7 separate regions of the Homo sapiens genome follow, and regions 1, 2, 3, 4, 6 and 7 are each linked to region 5. Evidence: chromatin contacts called from ENCODE Hi-C or POLR2A ChIA-PET data. All regions are on one chromosome and are shown on one strand. The core of a region is the stretch at or near the end of the contact, and the rest is flanking DNA. Distances in the headings are between cores, read along the strand shown. Region 1 holds the start of GID4 (GID complex subunit 4 homolog). Region 2 overlaps RAI1 (retinoic acid induced 1). Region 3 holds the start of ZNF624 (zinc finger protein 624). Region 4 holds the start of SNHG29 (small nucleolar RNA host gene 29). Region 5 holds the start of FLCN (folliculin). Region 6 holds the start of TRPV2 (transient receptor potential cation channel subfamily V member 2). Region 7 holds the start of DRG2 (developmentally regulated GTP binding protein 2).

Region 1 (2,700 bases), core at 156-2,655, 800 kb before region 5:
GGGTACCAGAGACTAAGAGGAAGCCCTGTGCCTGTGTAGAGAAAAGTTAAGAACAGGAAAGAGGGTCCCCTGGAACCAGGATCGAGCAAGACGAAGGTATGGGGTGGGGAAGTCTGGATAGAGGCCAGGAAGACTGGGAAAAGACTGCAAATGGTCCCAGAGCAGGGGCAGGAGGCCTGGGGGTGGAGAAGCTGGAAGGAGCTGGGTGCCTGGACCATGAAGAGACAGAAGCAGTGAGTGGAACAGGGGACCCAGGAGGCAACATCCCAACAGACTGTGAGCAGCACTCAGGGAGTGAGTGCCTGGTCTTGAGGTGAGGCCAGGGCCTGACCAATCAGTTGCGGGTTAGGTGCTCCCCCGTCTGGGGGTCTGATGAAGCCCTCCTAAGGAGATCTCAGGAGGAGGAAGACCCCAAGGTCTGCGGATTCCTGGAACTGAGGAAGGGGCAGGAGGACATGTCTCAGGTCTGAGAGAATCTGACGTGGGCCCAGACATGGGGAGGGTCCCAAGTCTGGTGAAACCAATGGAGAGTTCTTCAGGGTCTGAAAAGGGCTGGTGGCAGTCCCTGATCTAGGGACGACAGGTCATGGGGAGGAAGGACCCAGGCCTTCTCCGAGTCATGAGGGGCTTCCGGATCCCAGACGGGCCGGTCACGGGCTTCAAGTCTGGGAGTGTTCGGGGTCCGCCAGGAGCCGGTCACGACGGGCTCTGGGTCCGAAGGGGCAGGTCAGGGCTGGGGCTCGGAGAGTGTGAGACACAGGCTGGGAAGGTCCCGGGTGGGAAGCGCCGGGTGCAGGAGGCCCCGGCGGCGAGGGCCTGTTCCGCGGCTGCGGGGTCGAGGAGCCGAAGCGGGCACGGCCCGTGAGCGCCGCGAGGAGGCCCTCGGGCCCCGGCCCGGCCCGGCGCTCACCTGCAGCACCACCTCTACGTCGTACGAGTTCCCCTTGCTCTTCTGGTGGCCGCGGAACTTGGAGCCGCTGTAGAGCAGGCTGGTGGCCACGCCGGGCTGCTGGGTGTTGATGGGCGGCGGCGGGATGAGTGAGGCCGCGGAGGCAGCGGAGGCACCGGCCGGCGGGGGACACTCGGTGCGGACCGGCATCGCGGGGTCCCCCGGAGCCAGGGCTGGGGGGAGTGGGAGAGGAACCGCCGCCGCCGCGCGGGAGCCGAGGAGGGTGGCGGGGAGGGAGAGGCCGGGGCGCGCACGCGCGGGGTGGGGGCGGGAGGGGCGACCACCCGCCCGCTGCCTGCGGAGCAAGCGCTCCGGCCGCCACCGGGACCCAGGGACCTGCGAGCAGGGCCTCCCAGTCCTGAGCTGGGTCCCCCTCCCGACTTGCCCTCGCGCACACATACACACACACAGACACTCACAGACACACAACACACAAACACACACAGACACACACACACCCCGCCCCTTCCGATTGGCTCAGGCGAGCCTGGGGGGCGGGAGCAGGCTCAGGCGGCGCTTCCGCCCATTGGCGGGAGGAGAAAACACGTGGCGCGGTGCGCGAGCGGCCCGCTGGGACTTGTAGTCTCCTCGCCGAGGCGCGGCGTGGAGGGGGCGGGGCGAGGTGCGTTTGTGATGCTGATTGACTGGGGGTGTGCGCAGGAGGCGCGCGGCGGCGACGGCGCGCCGTAGGTGTCATGCGGAAGATGGCGGCGTCCAAGGGAGGTTGAGGGCTCTGAGGAGGCGTTGAGAGGTTTCCGTACAGCCCGACCGTGCGGCTTTGGGGATCCCATCGCTCTGTGTTTCCTGCTCCAGGTTTCGCGTCTCGCATCTTCCCAGACCCTCGGGCGCGATGTGGAGGAGCTGCCTCCGGCTGCGGGACGGGGGACGCCGTCTCCTGAATCGGCCGGCGGGTGGCCCCAGCGCTTCTATGAGTCCGGGGCCAACCATCCCGTCTCCAGCCCGGGCTTACGCCCCGCCGACAGGTAAGACCATGACATGTTCTTTTGGGTTGGGGCCGAGCTGGGGTAAGGTGGGCTTCGGGCTTCGGCTGTGCAAAGCGAAGTAACTGAGGCAGGGTTCAGGCTCATGAGGTTATGCAGGCCAGTCAGGTCTTTTTACAGATGAGAAAGTGAAGCCCAGACAAGGGCAGACGACCCGAGAGGGAACAGCGAGTCACGCACGATACAGTAATTGATATTTGGCCTGTGCAGGTTTTCTCAAAGCTTATGGCTGCCCTCCCTTTAATAAGGAAAGCAGGTGTCATCTTTGTTTTCAAAAGGGGAAGTTTGGGCTCTGAATCAGGACTTCGTCTGGGTTACAGGCAGACTCTCTCAGAGGTTTGTGGTGTCTGTCTGACTGTTTTCCGTGTCTCCACTGCCCAACACAAGACCTGCCCAGAAGGGACCTAGAACCTGGGCCTTCATTCCTCCATCCCGGGCACTTCTGCTGCAGGTTTCCTGACTTTCCCTCCTACCACAACCTCTGCCATCTGCAGCCTTCTCTCCTAAATAGAAATTGACACCTCCACCTCTGACTGTGGAGTCACCTCCACCTCCAACTCTGATGAAGCTTAGAAGTAGTGGCTCTTTCATTGCTGATGGTGAGTGGTGTCAGGGTAAGAGTGAGAATGACTCATTTCAGTGAATGAAGAGCAGTAACACCCTCCCACCATTCAATTAGTTTTATTGTGCTGGAGGCAGGAGGCACGGTTGTCTTTAAGACCCACCTGTATGTATTGGTAGAGAAGCTCA
Region 2 (2,700 bases), core at 167-2,666, 520 kb before region 5:
TTTCTGATTTGAAGCTAGCACACTTTACTTGACTGCATCTACCTTTATACGTAAGGGAGGTAAAGGTGAAGAACAAGACAGTGGAAAGCAAACACACTATTTCAAAGGAGTTTCCAAAAATAAAAAAATTCATTCATGCCAGGTGCAGTGCTCACACCTGTAATCCCAGCACTTTGGGAGGCAGAGGCAGGTGGATCACCTGAGGTCAGGAGGTCCAGACCAGCCTGACCAACATGGAGAAACCCTGTCTCTAATAAAAATACAAAATTAGCCAGGCATGGTGGCAGGCACCTGTAATCCCAGCAACCTGGGAGGCTGAGGCAGGAGAATCACTTGAACCTGGGAGGCAGAGGTTGCGGTGAGCCGAGATCACACCATTGCACTCCAGCCTGGGCAACAAGAGCAAAACTCTGTCTCCAAAAAAAAAAAAAAAATTCATTCACTCCTGCTGTGGCCAGGCACCCCCGTGCCAGGTCCCATGATGGATGCTTAAGTTTCGCAGGCTCCAGAACTCCTGTCCCAGGGGAACAGGGACACAGGCAGTCCCAACAGGCCCTGCAATAACCAACCAGACCCCACATGGAGGCTGGCCAGGCCCTCCTGGCTTTCCATGGTGGCTAGGGCTCACGTAAGGACTGGGTGCACCGAGGGCCGCACTGGGGACACTGGTCCCTGGTGAGCTGCAAAGAGCGGCCAGCTGGATTTATCACTAAAGGGAGAGGGTTGGGGATAGGGAAGGGTGATGTGTGCAGAGGGTACAGCCCTGCCCAAGCTGTGAGGCACGGCAGGCCTTGGGGTGAAGAGAAGGCGGGCTTGACAGGGTGTAGGCCGGGTCTGAGGGATGCTGGGTGCCAGGGGAGGAGCTGGGCTTTGTCAGAGAGCCCTGGGGCGACCCAGCCAAATCTGAGGGTCAGGATGACATGACCCCATGGGAGAAAGCATGGCTGGGCCCAGGATAGGATAAGCAGGGAAGGATCTGGGGGGACGCACCCCTGCTGGCTAGGACACTGACTGATGGAGGAGGACATGCTCCTTGGAGGGACTAAGGGTCTCTGCTGGAGAAATGCCCCCAAACAAAGAGCTCTCTCCTGAGTCTACCACCCTCTGCCCTCCCTGGGCTCCAATGTCCAGGCCCCCTGCCCTTCAGTCAGGCCCAGCTGGGGCAAGTTGGTGAGGGTGACCCCAAGGTCGTGGCAAACAGGGAATGCCAACTCACCCTGCCAAGTGGTTCCAGTGCCCAGTGCTCTCCCTGCCCTCCTAACTCTAGGCCTACACCTCTCCTTTCTGCATCACTCCCGCCCCATCCACCCAGGGAGCAAAGCTGCCAGAAGCTAGAGCCCACTTAATCAGCCACTCAGCATTCCATAGAGCTGTATTACACACCATGCGCTGGGCCCTGTGTGGAGGGCTCACAGTCCAGCACTGGGGTGCTGCCAGGCTCTTGGGGTGACAGTGTGTAAACAGGCCTGCTAAACCAGGGTGGCAGCACCGTGACAGGAAGGCTCAGGCTGTGGGAGCTCAGAGGAGCCCTCTAAACAGTCCAAACGTCAGGCAAAGCCTTCAGGGGGAGGCATGGTGTGAATGTTGTGGGGGTACAGCTATGGCTATTTCCTCTCCTCTCCTGACCTCCCCGCTGTCGCACTCCAAAGCCTGTGTTCATAAAGCCGCTCCAGACAGGTGGGCCTTCTCTAATCCAAATTACCAGCCCTCTCAGAGCCTCAGTTTTCCTGATCTATAAAATGGACCCAATGAATGTAGACTGGGAAAGTGCTTACCAAGCACCTACTATGTAGTTACTCCTCTCTCCCACCCTCTGTGCAGAGACGGGCCTTGCACCCTTGCCCTATCTTCCTAACCCAAGTTGAGGCCTGGTGGCAGCCCCCCAACCACTGCCCAAAAACGCTTAGGGCTCTGGAGTACCAGGAACTGAACACTAGTAGGTACAGGCTGTCGGATATTATTTGTTATGGCTTTAATAACAGTTTACAGAGGGCCGGTTTCCCATGGCTAAGGCACATAATTTCTGTAACTTTACTAGTGCCACTAACTTGAGTTGTCATGGGAGGCAGGAGGGGAATTAAAGATCAGGTTAGGGAGGCTGGGCGCAGTGGCTCATGCCTATAATCCCAGCACTTTGGGAGGCCGAGGCAGGCGGATCACCCGAAGTCGGGAGATAGAGACCAGCCTGACCAACATGGAGAAACCCCGTCTCTACTAAAAATACAAAATTAGCCAGGTGTGGTGGCGCATGCCTGTAATCCCAGCTACTCGGGAGGCTGAGGCAGGAGAGTTGCTTGAACCCGGGGGGCTGAGGCAGGAGAACTGCTTGAACCCAGGAGGCGGAGGTTGCGGTGAGCCGAGATCGCGCCATTGCACTCTAGCCTGGGCAGCAAGAGCGAAACTCTGTCTCAAAAAAAAAAAAAAAAAAAAAAAAAAAAAAGATTGGGTTAGGCGAATGGCATAAAATGCCTTTGTACAAAACAGGAAGACACCCCAGGTGCCAGGCTGCACAGCTGGCCAGTGGCTCGATTTCTTCCAGGGATCCTTGTACAATGTACAACTTGTACAACCATACACTTTGGCCCTAGGTTCAGGTGAGTGTCAGCATGGAGGCCTTTCCCCAAATAGGTCTCCCCTGCTTTACAGACCACCCAGCCCAGGTATGAGACCTTGAGATCCAATGCAAAGTTGAAGTGTGTG
Region 3 (2,700 bases), core at 175-2,674, 580 kb after region 5:
TTGCCTATAACAAATATCACTACAAATTGAACAGTGTACTCCTACCAAAATTAAGAAATAAAACACTACCAATACCTTTGAAGTCACCTGTGTGTCTGTCTTTCCTGGACTTTATCCCTGTAGAAGTAATAATCTACCCTAAATATTGTGTTAAACATTTTTTTTTAATAGTTTAACGAAATGTGTATGTTTCTCTAAACTTTCCTGGTGGCTTATTTTACATTCTGTTGTTTGTTGATAATGTTTTTAATTCCATCTATCATGTCCTTAAACATTTTAAATGTAATAATTTTAAATTTTTAATCAAATGAGCTCTGCCTCTGAAGTTTTGGGGGATATATTTCTGCCGTTTATTGTTTGTGCTGATTTTCAGTCACAGTGTCTTATTTTATTATTTGTTTTGTAATGTTTAAGTTTTGGACTTCTGTTTGGCTCATCTTCATCTGTGGGGAATGTGAGGGAACTGGGATCTCCAAAAGACATTTGCTTAGTTTCTAATTTCAGAGTGTATTGAATAAATATTTTGAGTAATCTTTTTCACTGGAAATTTCGTTTTATTCCAGTCCTCCTGTGAATATCCTGTTGTTTTGATTACTCTTCAATGCCACTCTCCTTAGAAGATGTACCTCATTCCGTGTGCATTTCGATATGTGGAAGTGTGTTGGGAGGTGGGGTCCCAAATTATTCATTCATTCTTCCTTCGTTTCATTCAGTATGCAAGCAGTCTCCTAAGTAGGCACTCTGAGTGATAAACTCCATGAGATGTAGTTTCTATCCTCAAAAAATACCGCCTTTGGTAGGGATAAAGTAAATAGACCTTAATATAGCTCTTGGACGAGCAGCCCTTGAATAAGTGGTCAAATAAATTTGTTGCAAATAAATACTTTCAGTCATTGTGTTTTAAGAATTATCATTTGTATGCATTGAGGAGAACTTCTACAGCTATTTGTCTTCAGAAAGGTTTTTTCTTTGTATTTCGAAGAATTTTGGCCTTAAAATTTCCAGCTTATTTTCAGACATTCATATCCATTCTACTTAATTGGCATTATAGTCATCAATTGTTGTCTCTTCCAACTCTGAGGGAATTGTCATAAAGGGAATTGTTCAGAAATATGTGTTTCCAAGCACTTGTTCACATATTTGTCTGGATCACATCTATCTGTTCTCTCGACGGCTTTCTTTAGTCGCACCTAAATGTTCCAAGACAAGGGTTGTGTCATTATTTGTATCTCTAGTGCTATTGCTTTTGACACATAGTCAAGGCTTCTCAACAGAAGTGTATCCAATTGGAATTTTTTCTCACCCTCGAAGAGCCAATTCCTTCACTAACGCAGACAAAAGGGGCGGGGGGCTCAGGCGCTGAGGATTCTGGGCACTGTAGTTCCGACGCTCCGGCTGCGCAGGCGCAATGCCCTGCCTGGAGGCCGGCACCGCCGAGCCGCCGCCATTGCTGGAAGCGTTCCCGCCCTGCTCTGCGAGTTCCCTCAGTTGTCCTCAGTTCGGCCGCCAGGTACTCGTTGTCCCGGGCGCCTGGCCTCGGTTGCCCGCCGCCCCTCCCTTGGCGCTTGGCTCCCGGCGGCGTCCGGGGCGTGGCCGTTCCCTCTAGAGCCCCTGTCCCTGAGCGGACCCGCCCACTCCTGAGAGGCGATTGGGGCTGGGCCTCCTTCCCGAGTGTGGGTTCAGTCTCCAGCTGGCCTCCCTCACAGGTAGGGCCGCGTGCCCTATGCGGCCTCCTAGTCCGGGTCCAAACCCGGGAACCCCCTCCCTGCGGGCCTGGCGGCGCTGGGGTTAAAAAGAGCCGGGCGCAGGGCGCAGGGAGTCGAGTAGGGCGGGCGGGCCCCTGACCCGACTTTCCCGGTCTTCCCAGCCCCGCGCCTTGCAGGCCCTGAGGAGGGCATACCCGAAGTGGGTAGAGGAGAGCAGTTAGGGAAAGAAGGCGAGGTTGGCAGGAGCATATCCGCTCTGGCTTCTGAACTGGCAGGGATGGAACTAGGTTCCACATCGGGGGACCTGCGCTACTCAGTAACCGAGGCAGCTTTTCCTGAAATGTCACATTTCAAATACTGTAATCACCTTTTAATCACTTGTCACTCCCTGACATGACAATGGTATTATTGCATTGGTTGGGAAATGCTGGACTGGTACATGGCGCTGAGATTCTCAGCAAAAACATGGACCCTTCATTATTTCTAAATAACTGCACTGGCCAAGGAAGCAAAACAAGTAAAGTTTCTCCTTAAGTCTCTGGATACGTTTGCAATAGTTGGAAAGACAGAGCTTGTAAATAGGGAAATTATAACTGGGGAATAGTGGCCTAGATATCTTCTGCATAATGACAAAGGGGACAGTAGAAACATATAAGGTGGCTACTGTCATGTACTAATAGCTGATTCGTTGTGCTCAAGTGACTTGCCTGTGGTCACAGTTTTACGGTAGCCAAAGCAGGGTTAGAACCTGGGGATGTGGCCAGCCACTCTGGGATTTTATTCCTATTCCACACTCCTATGTATAGGTAGATACTTCTTCTTGTCTGCTTGGAGAGTACAGAAAAGCAGAAAGAAGGGTAAACATCACAGCCCCAGGTCTCAGAGGTCTCAGTAGAGTTTTGGGTTACTCAGTCTTTTTTTCTATGCATTACATTTGCACAATTGAGATCAAGCTGAATATATTAAATGTTAAATATTGTTTATTCTAATTATA
Region 4 (2,700 bases), core at 125-2,624, 800 kb after region 5:
TAGGCTACACTGTTACAAGGTATTAGGTTAACCAAATCCAATTGCCAATATTCGACCTGACAGCTAGGCGTGGTCAGCCACTAGCCTCCCCATAGAGCAAGGCTTACCTCATGGCAGGCTCCTGGCTCCAATACTCAGCTGCCAAACATGATGCTGATTCTTCACGAATTTGCAACCTAGGTGAATATAGCAATTAGGTCACCGTTCAAACAAGTTTACTCCTGGGAACCAGCAAGTGGTGAAGACTTGACTGCAATCAGACAGGAGTAGTCTTCGTCAGTTATCGCTTCTGACGGCACTTCCTATTAGTGATTTCATCAGAGCAGTCAAGCACCTCACAACCCTCCAGTACTGTTCCAACCGCAGATCTAGACCCTACCTGAAACTTAAGCTAACCCTGCTACTGGAGACATTTCTTAACGAAGGAGTTTGTTTCTGCATTATCAGTTTGCTTTAAATGCAGTTCTAGGTTAGGACTGTGGCTGAAGCAGCCATCTCCAGTTTCTATTTAAGTTCCACCCTATGCAATGACATGATAACGTTACCCTAAAGTGTATAAAACACCTAAACGTAGAAAACTGTCAAAACGCCAATTTCCGTGCATTCAAGTGACAAAACTACGTTCCATGTTAAACCCTACACCAGAGAGCCTCTCACCTCGTGGCTACCCCGTCTTCAGCACTCTGCAGTGGGTACGCAATCTTAAAGAGGGAGTAAGGACAGGAATTCAGGGCAGGGCTCTGGCAGTTACGGTCAACTAAGTTGTAGAGGTTTCAGCGACTGCGGTCAGATAGACATTAGACGTCGTCAGTTATCGCTTCTGACGGCACTTCCTATTACAAGTATCATCAGGACAGTCGAATAAGTCTTCCAGTAATACTGTTACAATCTTACCGACGTACACCGCCCTCGGGGTACCCCAAACTGCAAGCCGACCCCAACTTACCCAGTTCTCTCGGGTTTGCACACCCCCACTGTGGGCCGGGGAACCGGGTCCCGGCCTTCGCAGACTCCAGGCTCTGGCAGATGTGGCCCTACCACAAAAGAGTGATCCATGAGCCTCAGCCACGGCAGCCGGATTCGGCCCCGCGCTGCCCTGCCAGGCTGTCCAATACCGGGCCGCAGCGCCCGCCGCGAAAGCCACGCGGGCGCAGGAGCCGGGGAGCCACGCCATCTCAACAGCTGCCCTCCGCCCTCTAGACAGGCTTCCCGGGAACATCTCCCCAGAGACCACAGAAGCTCGAGCTCTTTATTTGCTCTTGCCCCCCAGCTACTACTCCCAGATTCCTAGAGAGCCTACCTCCATAACAACGGGAATGAAAAGGTCACACCTTATGTGCGCCAGGCCCTTAAGGAGTCGGAATATCCCAATCCTCACAAAAGGAGGGGGACGCTGGCAAAGACTCATGGGAACTTTCCGCCAAGTAACGATTTAGACCGGCGCGCTACCCAGGACTCCCCCTCCTGTTGAGTCTATGGTCTCTTCCACAGCCCCGGGAATTCTGGGTCACAACACGCGCGGGGAGTTCCAGGGCGCCTGCGCGAGGGCTGGATCGCGCGTTTGGGCCCCACCTCCGCCACTCCTTAGCTGGGTGGTCTTGGGCCAATTACTCATTCTCTTTAAGCTTCCGATTGGTCCTCTAGTAAACGGAGACACCAGCGCCCCAGAAGATCACGTGAGATGACACACGTGAAAGCCTGTAGAGCTGTGGCACAAGGCAGCCATTCATCCTAGTAGCTCCTCCTGAATCTATTGAGCGTTGCCAAATACTCTCCCCACAGCTATTTCACCACATCCACGGGGCTTCTCAAACCCCTGCGCACTGGTCACCCTCATTACTCCTTTAGCACGACCTTTAGGGAACGAGCTGACGTCTTATCTAGATCCACGTCCATCCTCTGCTCGCCTCTGGGGTAAAGCTCTGCCCACCTCCTTTCCTCTCCTCATTCCTTGGGGCCTCCTCCACCTATGCCCCTGCCTCACCTTCCATGGAAAACTCTCTCTACTGTGGCTTTCCTTTCAGCCTATGAACATGCTCAGCTCTCTCCTTGAAAAAGAATCCATGCAACCACGTTTTGCACACACACGTTATACCAAGGGAAAGAAATTCATTTTGACTGCAAAAAACTGGGAAGACAATCATAAGACCTTTTGAGCTGGCCTCAGAAATAAGTGTAGGGTTTTTGTTGTTGTTGTTGTTGTTGCTCGTTTTTGTGTTTTTTTGAGACGGAATTTCGCTCCTGTTGCCCAGGCTGGACTGCAATGGCGCGATCTCCGCTCACCGCAACCTCTGCCTCCCGGGTTCAAGCGATTCTTCTGCCTCAGCCTCCCGAGTAGCTGGGATTACAGGCATGCGCCACCACGCCCGGCTAATTTTGTATTTTTAGTAGAGACGGGGTTTCTCCATGTTGGTCAGGCTGGTTTCGAACTCCTGAACTCAGGTGATCCGCCCGCCTGGGCCTCCCAGAGTGCTGGGATTACAGGCGCCCGGCAAGTGTAGGGTTTTATTTTATTATTATACTTTAAGTTCTAGGGTACATGTGCACAACGTGCAGGTTTGTTACATATGTATACATGTGCCATGTTGGTATGCTGCACCCATTAACTCATCATTTACATTAGGTATATCTCCTAATGCTATCCCTCCCCCCACCCCCAAGTGTAGGGTTTTAATGGAGGAGGGGGGCTTCCAGCAAGAG
Region 5 (2,700 bases), core at 75-2,574:
TTGGGATATTATAGGCGTGAGCCACCGCGCCCGACCAGAACATGGAAATTTAAAGAGAAAAAAATAAGTGACTTCTGATTTCAAAAACACAACCACCCACTTTTCTATTCTATTCCTGGTGAGCACATTCTGGAGACTCTGCGGCAACCATAGCCTCGGCCGCGGCGGAAGGCTCCGGGGCGGCCACACCTCAGGGGGCAGCCACACCTCAGGGGGCAGCGCGCACAGGCGGGTCAGGCTCTGATTCCCATCTCTCTCCGGTCTTCACTGGAAGGACCCACACTACATCACAAACTAATGGCTTTACAATTAACTTCTAAGTAGCTAAATTTAGTAATGGGCGCTCTAGTTTTAAAAAATATTATTCAGGCCGGGCGCGGTGGCTCACGCCTGTAATCCCAGCACTTTGGGAGGCCGAGGCTGGTGGATCACCTGAGGTTAGGAGTTCAAGACCAGCCTGGCCAAAAGGGTGAAAACCCGTCTCTGCAAAAATACAAAAAATTAGCCAGGCGTGGTGGCGGACGCCTGTAGTCCCCAGCTACTCGGGAGGCTGAGGCAGGAGAATCGCTTGAACCCGGGAAGCGGAGGTTGCAGTAAGGCGAGGTCGCGCCACTGGACTCCAGCCTGGGCAACAAGAGCGAAAGCGAAACTCTGTCTCAAAAAAAGAATATTATTCAAAAACTGATTTTCACATTTTTAAAAAAGACCCACTGAGGGAGGAAGACCGAATCCCACACATGCGCGCGCACAGCGGTTCCGAGTTCTGCAACCAACCTCCCACGGGCGCCGCGCCTTCTCCGCGTCACGTGACGGCCGTCTCCCGCACCTTCCATACTCTCAATGTAGGGAGAGGACGGGTTCCATCAGCAATTTAATAAAAACCATTGGTGAAGCAAAAAAAAAAAGCCTGCCAACCTCTTATAACGTTTTTTCTTTATTTTTCTCTTTTATGTGGACAGGAAGCCTTAGGTTGGCTATATTTACCCTCAAATCTCTTTTTAAAATGATTTTTAAGTTTCAGCATACTCCCGCGCTTAATGAAATGGTTTCCCCCAGCATCCCCAGCTGGTGCGGTCTGAACCATTCGGAACTTCCCAGAGGGGGGCACCGGAATAGGGGCGGTGGAAAAGGGTAATTGTCGGGCAGCGGCCCCTGCTTCCCAGTCAGACCTCGGAGTTGTAGGACTCGGACTGTGTTCCTGGGCTTGCGAGAGCTAGGGAGGCCCGGCTCTCCTCGCGGTGCAGGACGCGCTCGGACGGCTCCCGCACCCCCACCGCAGTGTTGGGTGGTGGTACGGCTCAGGGAGTCACGCGCCTGGGTGTCGGCGGGGCTGCGGGACCGCGAGTGAGTGTGGTCGCTCCTGGTTCTGCCAGCTCCCCTGAGAGCCTGAACCCGGGCTTGAGAGCCTCGCCACCCCGGGTGACATCCCTGCCGTGGGCTTGGGGGCTCTGGGTGTGATTCCGCCGGTCCGGGTCCCGCAGCGACCACCTACCCAGCGCAGTCAGGGGCGGGGCTGGGACCCAGAGCGGGACCCCGGCTGCCGAGTCCAGGTGTCCCGCGGGCCTCGATTTGGGGAGCAGGTAGGCGGGGGTCTGAGGGGTTGGCGGAGGGGCATGTCCGAGTTTTCGTTGGTCCCAGGTGGACGAGTAATGGGGGAGGGTTTAGGGCCAGAGTCCAGGGCGTCGCCGAGACCCTGAGATTTGAAGATAGGTTGGGGGCACGCCCATTAACCAAGTCTATGGGGATGAGGACTGTGATCTCATTTGATGTTGCCATGAAACGGGACTGTTTGCCTTCCCTTCTCCCAGGTTTTGTCTTCGCTCTGTTTGGAGGAGAGGGTGTGTGTCATCCTCTTCTCCCAGTTTGGCGTTCAGGAGGGTCCTCTGATGCGCTAATAGGGTAGCACCGTGTCCTCCAGGGAGGGTGGAAGACCGCGCTTCTCTCCAGTTGAGAGTACTGTCAGTCGCGTCCTTGTCTCCTGGAAAGAATGGATTGGCTTGTGGATTGAAGTCCAAGGTGTGGTCACTAGCAGTCTCTTCAAGTGGGGACACAGGGCAAGGAGGAGCTTGCTGGAAGTAGGTTCTGGCTCTCTAGCCTTTGGCCACAGCCAGTTTAGTGCCAGATTATCACCGTGGTCATCAAGTAATTGAGTAATAGTGGCAGGTGACACTGCGTTTGCCCTTCTAGTGTCCTATGTCAGGGAGCTCTGTGAATGGAAATCCAGGGAAACGGTGGAAATAGAGCCACAGTGAGAGTGGATCTGAACTGGCAGTCATCCCCTGCAGAACTTTTCACCCTGGGCTTGTTGGGATCCCAGCTGCTAACTTAATGAGGCTCCCCAGTGGGAGACTAGTTATAGAAGCTGTGTGTCCACTGCTGGTTAAGATCCGTTATAGTGCTTTGTTTATTTAGAGTGCCCTTACTTAGTGGCCTCTTTAATTCTCCACGGTGCTATGAGAACACCATAGGAAGTAGGGTTGAAATAGGGCCAGGGCGCACCACGGGTGGTGGTGAGGTCACTGTCCAGGTCTGGGACTCAGCCATTGTGGGAGGGGGACATGAACAGACACTCTACCACATCAGGGAATTTGAATACTGTCTTTGGATATGTTGATGAAGAGACTGTCAGCCAGGGCATTTCGGCTTCCTATGTGGGTTCTGGAAAGCTTGTTGGAAACAGACTCGTGAGACACACTCAAA
Region 6 (2,700 bases), core at 127-2,626, 820 kb after region 5:
AACGTCTTGCCTGGCAGCCAATATTCCAACAGATAAAAGTGCGATGACTGGGATGGGGCCAGTCACTCAACCCCTCGCCAAAGAAGGGGAGCTCTAAGAAGAAATAACTGGGAAAACCACTAGACTATCAAACCCTTCATTTTGCTGCCAAGACTACTAAGGCTTAGAAAGGGGGAGTGGCTTTCCCAAGGTCGCCAGTTGTTGGCAGAGCCGGATCTGACACCATGCGTCTACCATGACGTTCCTCTTCCGTTTTCAAAGCCTTTCAGGGTCTGTCTATATTTTCAGTCTGATTCAGCTCTGAAGGCATCGAATACTACCTTTGTGTGCCTCAGGGCCTCTGGGGGCTTCACGAAGGGAGGGAGGCCCCTAGCCTGTGGCCCAGGCTCTCTCCACCACGCTGCCTCAGGCCCTAGGCTGGCCTAGGAAGCTCAGCAAACAGCACAATCTCACCCTCACAGGAAAACTGAAACCACAGCCTCCATCACTTGGCAAGGGTGGGGCCTCGGTCAGGGTTGGGGAACCCTCATGGGCCCAGTGAGCAGGATCAGAAAGAAGAAGGAGTCAAAGAGTGGTAAGGAGACAGAAGGGTGGAGAAGGGGGCAGGGGGCAGGGGGCAGAGAGCAGAGAGGAGCGGCACCAGCAGAGGGAAGTGGAGAGGGTAGGCTGGGACCAGGCCCTGGGGACCCGGGTGGGGTATTTTCCCATGGAAACATGGGAGGTGGGGAGCTGCCTGGCTGCCTCAGTTTGCAGATGTGACCCACCACCCTTTCTACACACACTGGGGCAGAAGGGTGCTCTTTCCGTTTCATACCGTTTAGCCCATCTGTGTCCCCAACCAAACCCTGGCCCATTCCTCCAGCCCTAGACTCCCAAGCCCCAGCAGCAACAGTTGTCTGTCCAGCCCCCACCCCACCTCCTGGGACCCTCACCCACCCTGGCAGCAGAGGAAGGGGTGTGGAGGTCCAGGGAGAGGGTGCTGGAGCCCCACACAGACCCTGGCTCCAGGCTGTAGAAGCCAGGAGCCCACTAGGCCTTCCCCACCCCATCATTCACTGTCAGGCTTGGAGACCCGGCCCCCTCCAACGTCCCCAGCATTGCCCACCGACTTACCCCGCAGGCTGAGGCCAGGGCGTGGCGGCTGCTGGGATCCCGGAGCTTCTCAGTAGCAGGGGCTGCGGGAGGAAGTGAAGCCGGGAGGGGCTGCCGGCGCTGACAGCAGAGGAGCGGCGGAACCTCCCTCCCCAGCTCTGAGCACTAAGCTCCAGCAAGCAGGTTCTGGTCTCTCGGTCACCCTCAGCCCACCTGGCCAGCCGGCACGGTGGAGAACGGGAGCTTAACTCTCCCCTGTCAGGACAGGCTAGCCACCAGAGACTGACCATCTGGACACACCCTGCTGCGAATCAGGCTCCACCCCCACCCCTCCCCCTTCTAGCCACTAAGGTCTCAGGTGGGGGTGGGTGACACTCAGAGGCAGCCCTTGGATGCTGGGGACTTGCCACCCATGGAAGCTGCCATGGATGGGGGATTCTTCCCCAAGTCCACTGACAGCTATCTCCTCCCCTTCTCCACCACATGCCTTCCAAGCAGCCGTGTGGCCCATAAATGGGCCTGAGTTGACCCATGGCAGGGGAGAAAGCTGATGTGGACAGCCCCCAGGGAGAGGCTCAGCCCAGCAGATGCCCCTGGGAACACAGTCCCACCCACCCATCCACCCAGCAGTTGGGGGACTTTCCCACCTCCCAGGACCTTCTCCCAGCCTCCTGACCCCAGGACTCTGATGGCTAAAGTTCCCCTAAAGGTGCTCCAAGCACCAGCCAGCAGGTGGAGACAAGGAGGTGGGCACGCACTGCTAAAATCAGACCTCACCACCAACGGGGCCCTGGTCTGGACTCAGTCTTGGAGCTTGGGGACCCAACCACCACCGAAGTAGCCCTAGGAATCTCTCTCCCTCACTCCCAAAACCTGGCATCAGCTCTTCCTCCAAAATTTGTCTTTCTGAGTGGTCCAAGCCACTATCACTGCTCCCCTGGGCAACTGCAGCCACCTCCAAACTGGTCTCCCTGCTTCATTCTTGCCCCACACTCATAATCCATTTCTCCTTATAGCAACTGAAGTGACCTTTTAAAAATGGGAACCAGGGCCGGGCGCAGTGGCTCACACCTGTAATCCCAGCACTTTGGGAGGCCGAGGTGCATGGATCACTTGAGGTCAGGAGTTCAAGACCAGCCTGGCTAACATGGCAAAACCCCATCTCTACTAAAAATACAAATATTAGCTGGATATGGTGGTGGGCACCTGTAATCTCAGCTACTTGGGAGGCTGACGCAGGAGAATCGCTTGAACCTGGGAGGCGGAAGTTGCAGTGAGCTGAGATTGTGCCACTGCACACCAGCCTGGACAACAGAGCGAGACTCTGTGTCAAAAAAGAAAAAAAAAGAAAACCAGGTCACCTAACGCCTTGACTTAATCACAAAACCTCACCCATGGTGCTTGGAATAAAATGCAAACTCCATACCATGAGCCCTCAAAGTCCAGATGCCCTTCTCCATCGCTATCCGTCACTCATGGCAACCCTGTCATGCACATTACACTCTAGGCCTGCGCCATCCAATAAGATAGTCACTAGCCACAATGACTGTTTAGATTTAAATCAATTATAATAGGCCTCACGCTTGTAATCCCAGCACTTTGGGAAGC
Region 7 (2,700 bases), core at 73-2,572, 850 kb before region 5:
GCTATTTGGAGGCTGAGGCAGGAGAATCGCTTGAACCTGGGAGGCAGAGGTTGCAGTGAGCCCAGATGGCACCACTGCACTCTAGCCTGGGTGACAGAACAAGACTGTCTCAAACAAACAAACAAAAAAGATTTACAGAAGGAATGAGTCATAGAGGGCCCTCAACTCCTTGGCCTTCAAACCTAAATGGAACCAAGGGAGGGCAGACACTGGGACCAGCTATCTAGTGTTGCTTGCTTCCTGCTCCCACAAGCCTGAATGGCTAGCCACTAGCCTGGCCAATTGCATCTCCCATTACTCTTCCATAACCCCCTTCTGATCTAGATTGTTCTCACTGTCCCATGAACATACCATGCTCACTCCCATGTCTTTGTCTCAGCAGTGGCCCCCACCTGGGATACCCTTCCAACAACCAGCTCAAGTCCCACTTTGTCCTGGTGTCATCGTTCTCTCCTCACCTCTCTTCTGTGAGCTCCTCCAGCCCTTACATTCTAAAGTCCAGATTTGAGGCTTCATTATGTATTATCTATGTTGGGGTGTTTACTTTAAATACTGAGTGCTCACCATGTGCCCAGTGCTTTGTAAAGGCCATCTAATTTAACTCAGCTGTGTACTAAGATGGAGCAGGGGAGTATTACCCCATTTACAGATGAGGACACTGAGACTCCAAGAAATGAAGTGACTTTCCAATGTTTTACAGAAGGTACGTGGTGGACCTGGGGCTCAAACCCAGGCCTTCCAGACTCCAGAGTCCTGATTCCCTTGCTCCAATGGGCTCTCAGCTGCTGGGTGAGGCTGTTCCTGAGAGGTCTCCTCTTGCACTTCCCAAAACAACAGAGTAGACCCAGGCCCCAGGCCCAGCCATCAGGAGACTGAGGTTTGAACCCCAGCTCCGCCTCTCTCTGGGTCAGATGCTTGCTCTGTGAGCTGGGACTACTCTACTCGGGCACACGGTCTGGGACTGACCAGATCTCTTGGGGTACGTTTGCAGTCAGACCTGGGCGTGAGACCCGCTCCCGCCTGGCCCTGCCTTGGGCGCGCAGGGCGGCCTCGGCACTTGTCTGGCAACTTCTCCGCGGCCTCGGATCTTGCCCCAGCATTACTGCTGGAGTTGTTCCCCCATTTTACAGACAGGAAAACTGAGGCAGGCAGAAAGGAAGGCCCCGCCCGGCCGGCCCTCACCCTTGTTCTTCTGTGTCCGAGCGATCTCCTTCTCGATCTCCGAGATCTTCTCTAAGATCCCCATGGTAGCAGCAGAGGTGGGCGCACAGACAGCGGTGGCGGCGGCACCGGCAATTCCGGTCTGACGGCGGCGACAGAGTAGCGTGCGCCCGGAAGCCAAAGAGAACAGCGTTCTCGTGGGCGCCTGGTGCTCCAGGATTCAGAGTCCGGGCGAGCCAAGTGCCAGACACTATCGGTTCCGCCCGCTGGGCCGGCCAGGCTGCGGACCTCTGGAAAGAGCCGGGGCGGGGCCGGGCCATGCTGTACTGGCCCACGGCTGCGGCTGGCAGGAGCAAGCAAGGAAGAGAGGGAATCTGCCCGTGTTGAACTCTGAACTGCGGGTCCCTGAGCGCAGCTGACTGGCAGTGTAAGGAAAAGGGGCTGAGCCGAAAGCCTAGTGGCTTTCATTTTATACTATAAATGGAGGTGTCCAATCTTTTGGCTTCTCTGGGCCACATTGGAAGAATTGTCTTGGGCCACACGTAAAATACACCAACACTAACGATAGCTGATGAGCTTAAAAAAAAATCGCCAAAAAAACCCTCAATGTTTTGGCCGGGCGCGGTGGCTCACGCCTGTAATCCCAGCACTTTGGAAGGCCGAGACGGGCGGATCACCTGAGGTTGGGAGTTCGAGACCAGCCTGACCAACATGGAGAAACCCATGTCTACTAAAAATACAAAATTAGCCGGGCGTGGTGGCGCGCGCCTATAATCCCAGCTACTGGGAAGGCTGAGGCAGGAGAATTGCTTGAACCCGGGAGGCGGAGGTTGCGGTGAGTGGAGATTGCGCGCCATTGCACTCCAGCCTGGGCAACAAGAGCGAAACTCCATCTCAAAAAACAAACAAACAAAAAACCTCAGTTTTTTTTTCTTTGTTTTAGTTTTGTTTTTTTGAGACGGAGTCTCACTTTGTCATCCAGGCTGTAGTTCAGTGGTGTGATCTTGGCTCACCGCAACCTCCGACTCCTGGGTTCAAGTGATTCTCCTGCCTCAGCCTCCCAAGTAGTTGGGATTACAGGCGCGTGCCACCACACTCGGCTAATTTTTGTATTTTTAGTAGAGACGAGGTTTCACCATGTTGGCCAGGCTGGTCACGAACTCCTGACCTCAAGTGATCTGCCTGCCTCAGCCTCACAAAGTGCTGGGATTACAGGCGTGAGCCGCTGTGCCCTGCCTAAATTTCATAATGTTTTAAGAAAGTTTACGAATTTGTGTTTGGCCACATTCAAAGTGGTCCTGGGCCACATGTGGCTGCAGACCTCAGGTGGGACAAGCTTGAAGAGGTTCAAAATGGATCCCCAAGATGCTGCCACTGCACTCCAGCATGGGCAACAGAGCGAGAACCTGTCTCAAGAAAAAAAAAGTGGATCCCCATACCACCTTTTTTTTTTTTTTTTTTTTTTTGAGACAGGGTCTCACTTGATCACCCAGGCTGGTGTGCAGTGGCGTGATCACAGCTCACTGCAGCCTCGACCTC

Evidence for each region. Hi-C counts contacts between places; a loop is a spot of excess contacts on that map. ChIA-PET counts read pairs that join two places held with the same protein, here RNA polymerase II (POLR2A). Pooled maps may share reads with other maps.
Region 1: a loop to region 5 is called in a pooled map, with 9 times the contacts of the local background. The contact joins the promoter of GID4 here to the promoter of FLCN in region 5. A Hi-C loop is called at or near these places in 8 of 50 pooled maps.
Region 2: a loop to region 5 is called in a pooled map, with 11 times the contacts of the local background. The contact joins the enhancer-like site here to the promoter of FLCN in region 5. A Hi-C loop is called at or near these places in 1 of 168 maps with a recorded cell type or tissue (B cell) and 7 of 50 pooled maps. POLR2A ChIA-PET finds 5 or more read pairs at or near these places in 1 of 52 experiments (activated naive CD4-positive, alpha-beta T cell).
Region 3: a map of OCI-LY7 shows a loop between it and region 5 (9-fold over the local background). The contact joins the promoter of ZNF624 here to the promoter of FLCN in region 5. A Hi-C loop is called at or near these places in 1 of 168 maps with a recorded cell type or tissue (OCI-LY7) and 7 of 50 pooled maps.
Region 4: a pooled map shows a loop between it and region 5 (14-fold over the local background). The contact joins the promoter of SNHG29 here to the promoter of FLCN in region 5. A Hi-C loop is called at or near these places in 2 of 37 single-sample maps with no recorded cell type and 7 of 50 pooled maps. POLR2A ChIA-PET finds 5 or more read pairs at or near these places in 3 of 52 experiments (A549, AG04450 and OCI-LY7).
Region 6: a loop to region 5 is called in a pooled map, with 7 times the contacts of the local background. The contact joins the promoter of TRPV2 here to the promoter of FLCN in region 5. A Hi-C loop is called at or near these places in 1 of 37 single-sample maps with no recorded cell type and 3 of 50 pooled maps. POLR2A ChIA-PET finds 5 or more read pairs at or near these places in 2 of 52 experiments (AG04450 and GM10248).
Region 7: a pooled map shows a loop between it and region 5 (9-fold over the local background). The contact joins the promoter of DRG2 here to the promoter of FLCN in region 5. A Hi-C loop is called at or near these places in 7 of 50 pooled maps.

Annotation. Positions count from the first base shown.
Region 1 is chr17:18,038,113-18,040,812 of GRCh38, reverse strand. GID4 (GID complex subunit 4 homolog) reads right to left here and starts at 1,405. Exons shown (of 6, transcript NM_024052.5): 1 at 911-1,405. The coding sequence starts at 1,348. ATPAF2 (ATP synthase mitochondrial F1 complex assembly factor 2) reads left to right here and starts at 1,645. Exons shown (of 8, transcript NM_145691.4): 1 at 1,645-1,932. The coding sequence starts at 1,800. RefSeq lists enhancers at 397-456, 1,607-1,716, 1,857-1,906, 1,917-1,986 and silencers at 807-1,396, 1,407-1,496.
Region 2 is chr17:17,753,932-17,756,631 of GRCh38, reverse strand. All of the region lies in intron 2 of RAI1 (retinoic acid induced 1), which reads right to left. Among named protein-coding and RNA genes, the nearest start is that of RAI1-AS1, 11 kb to the left of the region's middle. Within about 2 kb of position 1,416, at least 6 of the 41 ENCODE cell types and tissues checked have a DNase peak (open chromatin) inside an H3K27ac peak, as active enhancers do.
Region 3 is chr17:16,652,574-16,655,273 of GRCh38, reverse strand. It overlaps ZNF624 (zinc finger protein 624), which reads left to right and starts at 1,424. Exons shown (of 6, transcript NM_020787.4): 1 at 1,424-1,510. LOC124903934 (a long non-coding RNA gene) reads right to left here and starts at 1,382. Exons shown (of 4, transcript XR_007065639.1): 1 at 1,304-1,382; 2 at 76-1,190. RefSeq lists a silencer at 1,515-1,714 and an enhancer at 1,670-2,180.
Region 4 is chr17:16,437,661-16,440,360 of GRCh38, reverse strand. SNHG29 (small nucleolar RNA host gene 29) reads right to left here and starts at 1,374. Exons shown (of 4, transcript NR_045025.1): 1 at 1,301-1,374; 2 at 108-176. It overlaps SNORD49B (small nucleolar RNA, C/D box 49B), which reads right to left and starts at 852; the gene lies at 805-852. It overlaps SNORD49A (small nucleolar RNA, C/D box 49A), which reads right to left and starts at 325; the gene lies at 255-325. RefSeq lists enhancers at 169-1,070, 1,376-1,705, 1,766-1,955, 1,071-1,970, 1,971-2,700.
Region 5 is chr17:17,235,792-17,238,491 of GRCh38, reverse strand. FLCN (folliculin) reads left to right here and starts at 1,324. Exons shown (of 14, transcript NM_144997.7): 1 at 1,324-1,580. RefSeq lists a silencer at 378-563 and an enhancer at 998-1,107.
Region 6 is chr17:16,414,247-16,416,946 of GRCh38, reverse strand. It overlaps TRPV2 (transient receptor potential cation channel subfamily V member 2), which reads right to left and starts at 1,376. Exons shown (of 15, transcript NM_016113.5): 1 at 1,114-1,376. RefSeq lists enhancers at 96-145, 406-475, 1,426-1,545 and a silencer at 586-705.
Region 7 is chr17:18,086,570-18,089,269 of GRCh38, reverse strand. DRG2 (developmentally regulated GTP binding protein 2) reads right to left here and starts at 1,322. Exons shown (of 13, transcript NM_001388.5): 1 at 1,183-1,322. The coding sequence starts at 1,246. RefSeq lists enhancers at 438-937, 895-944, 995-1,314, 938-1,439, 1,505-1,664.